Regions from separate parts of the Homo sapiens genome. Here region 2 is linked to region 1. A link is a loop called in an ENCODE intact Hi-C map of the cell type or tissue named here. Cell type or tissue: Calu3. All regions are shown on one strand. Links, peaks and the distances in the headings refer to the core of each region. The heading gives the core; the rest is flanking DNA.

Region 1 (2,806 bases), core at 46-2,545:
AGGAAGTTGGATGCACTGGAAAATTAGATTAAGGCTACTGTTAACCATCATGCAGGCAAAAGGCAGGGCCAGAGCTGGCAGCAGGGTCAGTGGGAGGACAGGAAATAACAAATTCTGGGAATTTCAGCCTTAGCTGGAGTGAAGACACTGCCACGAAGGGAACATTTGTTAACAGAGCTCACTTTTTAGTCCAGTGCTACCAACGCTGTAGGGATTTCATACCACATTCTGAGAAAGATAAGGGCTTGATCCACCTGGGGACATGTTATCAGTGATGAGCATCTGATTTTATTATTATTATAAAAAATAATATATGTTCACAATTAAAACGTTGGAATTCAGAAAAGTAGAAGGAAGAATCTCACCTACACTTGCATCACCCAAAACATTTTAGAATGTTTTGTTCTGGTGGTTGCTGTCCTCCCTCTCCCCATCTCCTTCCTCCTTCCTTTTCTCTTTCTCCTCTTCCTCCTCTTCTTCCTCTTGGTAAGAAATAATCTGTGTACCACAAAATTTACCCTTTTAAACTGCACACATTAATCCTTTTTAAAAAAATATTCAAACGTTGTGCAACCACCACCACTATCTCATTCCAAAACATTTTCCGCCACTCCCAAAAAAACCCTGTAATGATTGTCGTCCTCATTCCCCTTTTCTCCAAGACACTGTCAACCACCAATCTTCTTTCTGTCTCTATGGATTTTCCTATTCTGAACATTTCATATATTGGAATAATACAATATGTGGCCTTTTGTGTGTGGCTTCTTTCACTTAGCATCATGTTTTCAAGATTCATCCATGTCATAGCATATATTAGTACTTCATTTACTTGACTTTTATGGCTGAATAACATTCCTTGTATGGATATACCACATTTTGGCTATGATGAATACTTTTCCTATGAATATTTATCTAATTTTTATGTGGGCATATGTTTTTTGTTCTCTTGGTTATAAACCTAGGAATGGAATTGCTGGGCTATATGGTAACTCTATGTTTAACTTTGAGGAACTGTAAAACTGTTTTCAAAAGGACTGCATCATTTTACATTCTCATTAGCAATGTATGACTCTGTTTCTCCTCATCCTCACCAAGACTTGTTATTATCTGTCTTTCTTGTTGACATCTTTTGAAGCACAAAAGTTTTAAATTTTGATGACATCTAATTTTTTTTTCTTTGGACCTTGTGCTTCTGGTATCTAAAAAAGTATATGGTTAGAATAACTAAGTCTTTTATTCTAATATACTTATTAGACTAACATACACACACATAGATAATAGTCTAAGAGAGAGTCTAAGAAATATATCTATTTCTCTCTCTCTGTCACCCAGGTTGGAGTGCAGTGGCATGATTACGGCTCACTCCAGCCTCTGCCTCCCGGGTTCAAGCAATCCTCCCAGCTTGGCCTCCCAAGTAGCTGGGACTACAGGCACATACCACCATGTCTGGCTAATTTTTGTATCTTTTTGTAGAGAGAAGGTCAGACTATGTTGACCAGGCTGGTCTCAAACTCCTGGGCTCAAGAGATCTCCCCACCTCAGCCTCCTAAAATTCTGGGATTATAGATGTGAGCTACCACGTGTAGCCAGTCTAAGAAATATTTTTTAAATTGCCTAATCCAAGGTGATGAAAATTTATTCCTATTGTTTTAAGAGTTTTATAGTTCCAGCTCTTATATTTAGGTCTTTGATTCATTTTGCGTTAATTTTTGTACATTGTGTGATGTAGGGGCCCAAATTCATTCTTTTGCATGTGGATGAATTGCAGCACCATTTTCTGACAGACTATTCTTTCCCCTATTGAATTGTTTTGGCATCTTTGTTGAAAAATCAATTGATCATAAATATAAGGGTTTATTTTTGGACTCTTTATTCCATTGATTTATATGTCTATCCTTCTGCCAGTTCCACACATTTTGATTACTGTAGCTTTGTAGTAAGTTTTTCAAATTGGGAATTGTGAATCCTTCAATTTTATTTTCTTTTTAAAGATAGTTTAGTTACTCTAGGCCAGCTTGTCTTGAGTCTTTAGGGTCAGCTTGTCAATTCCCAGGGGGTGAGGTATGGGGGGGGAAAGCAGCCAGAATTGTGATTAAAATTGTGTTGACTGTGGATTAATTTAGGGAGTATTACCATCTTATCAATACTCAGTCTTGATCCATGAACATGGAATGTCTATTAATTTATTAAGTCTTCTTTAATTTCTTTCAACAATATTTTGTAGTTCTCAGAGTATAAGTTTTATACTACTTTGATTAAATTTATTCCTAAGTATTTTATTCTTTTTGATGCTATTGTAAATGGAATTGTTTGTAAATTTTATTTAAAAATTAACGGCTAGCGTATAGAATATTGCTGATTTTCAAAATACCTTGTATCCTTTGAAGGTTTTAATAGTTTCATTTGTAGATATCTTAGGGTGTCCTATATACAAGATTGTGTCATCTGTGAATAGAGACAGTTATCTTTTTCCTTTACAAACTGGATACCTTTTATGTCATTTTCCCGTTCAGTTGCCTCCATGTAGAAATGGAGGTTTTAGCCAAGGAAACTGCTTGTCTGGTTCCTGCTTTTAGGGGGAAAACAGCTGTCAGGTTTTCTTAGATGCCTTTTTTTTTTTTTTTTTGACGGAGTCTGGCTCTGTTGCCCAGGCAGAAGTGCAGTGGCGCAATATCTGCTCACTGCAACCTCCGCCTCCCAGGTTCAAGAGATTCTCCTGCCTCAGCCTCCCAAGTAGCTGGGATTACAGGCACGTGCCACCACACCCAGCTGATTTTTGTATTTTTAGTAGAGACGGGGTTTCACC
Region 2 (2,806 bases), core at 203-2,702, 69 kb after region 1:
TGTGCAACCTCGTTCCTCCTGGATGCCGGACAAGAACTTGGGTGCCATGAGTGTGGTTGCAAAAGGCTATCGTGCTGATGCTCCACTGAGCTATTAACACTTAAGCTGTCTGCAGATGGCAAAGCTAAAAGGGCACTGTAACACTCCTTCTGGGCCTTCAGAGGTCGCAGGCGCCAGATGCTGCCTCGGGACCTGCACAGAGTTTTGCTCCTGCTAGTGCCTAAAAGCACTTGCCCCACCTCCTGCACCTGCTCACCTGTGTGCTCCCCATCCCATGAGTGAGTGGAATTCACCCCTGCTGGTGCTGAAGTGGCTGGCTAGTTCCAGCACCCCTGCACTCCAGTTTCCGCCCATTAAGGGGTCAGGGAAATATCATAGTTATTTCTGTATCTGTTTCTCCAGGCAGTGTCTAGATTTCTATCTTCTGAAGCTTAAACTCAATGCATAGGAACTTTCTTTTATGCCTAGGTGATGAGCCACTCAAACTAGACTCCTGGGTGTTGTAAATCAAAAATAAAATTCTAAGCCCCCTAACCATCTGAACAGAACCCTCCTCTTAGCCAAGGGCATTCCAAAGTTAACCTGAAAAACTAGTTCAGGCCATGATGGGAAGGGGGTGTCAGACCTGCCTCATTAAACTCTCCTCCCTTTTGGAATTCAGGAAAAGCTGACCAGCATTAACATCAACACAGACCTTAAAGCTGATAAGAAACATTTACAATCTATTCTCTGCTACCCAGAGGCTTCATCTGTATGATAAAATTATGGTCTCCACAACTTTTCATCATAACCCAGACATTTCTTTTCTATTGATCCCAGGTCTTTAGATAAACTCAATTGTCAACCACAAAAATTTTAAATCTACCTGTAACCTGGAAGCTCCACCCCAACTTTGAGTTGTCCTGCCTTTCTGGACTGAACCATTGTATAGCTTCAATGTATTAGATTGATGTCTCATGTCTCCCTAAAATGTATAAAACCAAGCTGTGCCTTGACCACCTGGGGCACATGTTCTCAGGATCTCCTGAGGGCTGTGTCATAGGACATGATCATTCATATTTGGCTCAGAACACATATCTTCGAATATTTTACAGAGTTTGATTCTTTTCATCAACAAGTAGGAGGCAGAATCAGGTGGGTCAGTTGTTGGTTTGAATGTGGGACATAAGGGCTAGGAAGCAAGGAGTAGCACCTAGGGCACTGTCTTGAGCAACTGGGTAGAAGGTCATCAAGACAGGAAATGCTGGTGAAGCCAGTTTGGGAGGGAGAAAGAGAAGGAAGGAGAGAGGGCAGTAATGGGCTGTGTCTGACTAGAAGAGAACAGATAAGATGCAGACACTGTCCTCTCTTCTAGCCTCATAGCTTTTTCTTTCATACTCCAAAATTGTCTGCCTTGATTCCACAAAAACTGTCTCCCAAAAGTGTTCTAAGCCTTAAAAATGCCTTGAAATCTTATCGGAGCAGCAGTGGAAAGCACATTGTATTGAGGTTTGGGGAGAAGGTGTGGTACAACTTGGTCCTGATCTACCAACCTGCTGTGCCAACTTGGAGGTGTCTCCTAATCTGAGGGTCAGTTTCATTTTCTGTAAAATGAGACATTTGGATATGAGGTTGTCTAGGGTAATTCTCTAATAGTTGTCCAATTTTCTAATTCTTTATTATTCAATAATTGCCTTTGTCAAAGTTACATGGTATATGTTTTAAAAATAGAATGTTATGAATGAATGGTTACACTGCAATGTTTATTTGCTTAATTTGAAGAGTTAGTATAGGTTGTGGTTAAATATTTGGGCTCTAGAGCCAGACTACCTCAATTCAAATCTCATCTCAGCCACTTGCTGGGCGTGTGACCATGGCAAGTTACTAAACTTCTCTGTGCCTCAGTTGCCCTATCTGCAAAATGGTCACGGGATTATTATATGACAATCATATGAATTAACACATGTGAAGTACTCTATGTGTTGGATTATTATTTAGAGTATTGTTTAACCTTCACTTTTTTATATGTAAAATAGGATTGCTAATAACTCCTCATGAATAAGAATGTAGGGGAAATAAAGTGAAACCACATGTCTATTAAAAGCATGCAACACACAGCCTATCTCTCCATAAGTGCTCAATAAATGTGTGTAGACAACCAGATAGCCACAGCTAGAACCTGACCCCTACTTCCATTTCAATTTCCAAAGAGCAAACTGAGACCTCATGTTCTTTTTGTATGTATTTGCCACAGAAGAGAAATAAATCAGGTGCTGTGCTATCGTTTTCCTCCTGGTGCTTGATAAGCTTTTATGTTAAAATAATGCCAAGTTTTCCTTGTTGACTTTCTATAAAAGTCACACAACGTACTTTGGCTCAGCAGTTGCCATTCTCCACTGAGTAACTGAAGGTCTGTTTCTCCCCAGGATGGTTTTAAAGTAGAAACAGACATGCTGATGCTTTTTCTCCTGAGTCTAACATCTAGCTTCCATTTATTAAAAATGAGTTGAAGGAAAAATGAAGAAAGGATCACATAATTATGTCTTTTTCCCCATATTCTCTTAAACACATTGCTCCTTGCAGACTGTACATGCTTCCACCGTGAAATTCTGCGATTTATGAAAATTTAATAGCAACACGAGCCCAAGAAAGAGTAAAAATTGATATTGTACACTTAACACAAATGAAACTGTTCCTTGGGAGAATAACACCCCGCAAGGCTATTTATTCCAGGCATTTATGAGTGTGTACCTGATAAAAGAAAATATAAAGCATGAAGAGTCAGGAAACGGAGCCCTACGTAGGAGCCATGGATCTTCAGCATTGT

What was found. Peaks named below come from ENCODE experiments on the same cell type or tissue, not always from the same donor. Only the 100,000 strongest peaks of a DNase experiment are listed, where the experiment ranks them.
Region 2: it touches region 1 in a loop (5-fold over the local background); 3 of 110 quality-filtered maps call a loop at or near these places.

Annotation. Positions count from the first base shown.
Region 1 is chr6:25,119,444-25,122,249 of GRCh38, reverse strand. LOC124901282 (a long non-coding RNA gene) reads right to left here and starts at 561. Exons shown (of 3, transcript XR_007059515.1): 1 at 366-561. It also overlaps the pseudogene CMAHP. In Calu3, for the core only: no CTCF peak of the experiment used is centred there; no DNase peak of the experiment used is centred there.
Region 2 is chr6:25,050,805-25,053,610 of GRCh38, reverse strand. No RefSeq gene overlaps it. Among named protein-coding and RNA genes, the nearest start is that of RIPOR2, 120 kb to the right of the region's middle. In Calu3, for the core only: no CTCF peak of the experiment used is centred there; a DNase peak (open chromatin) is centred at 1,240.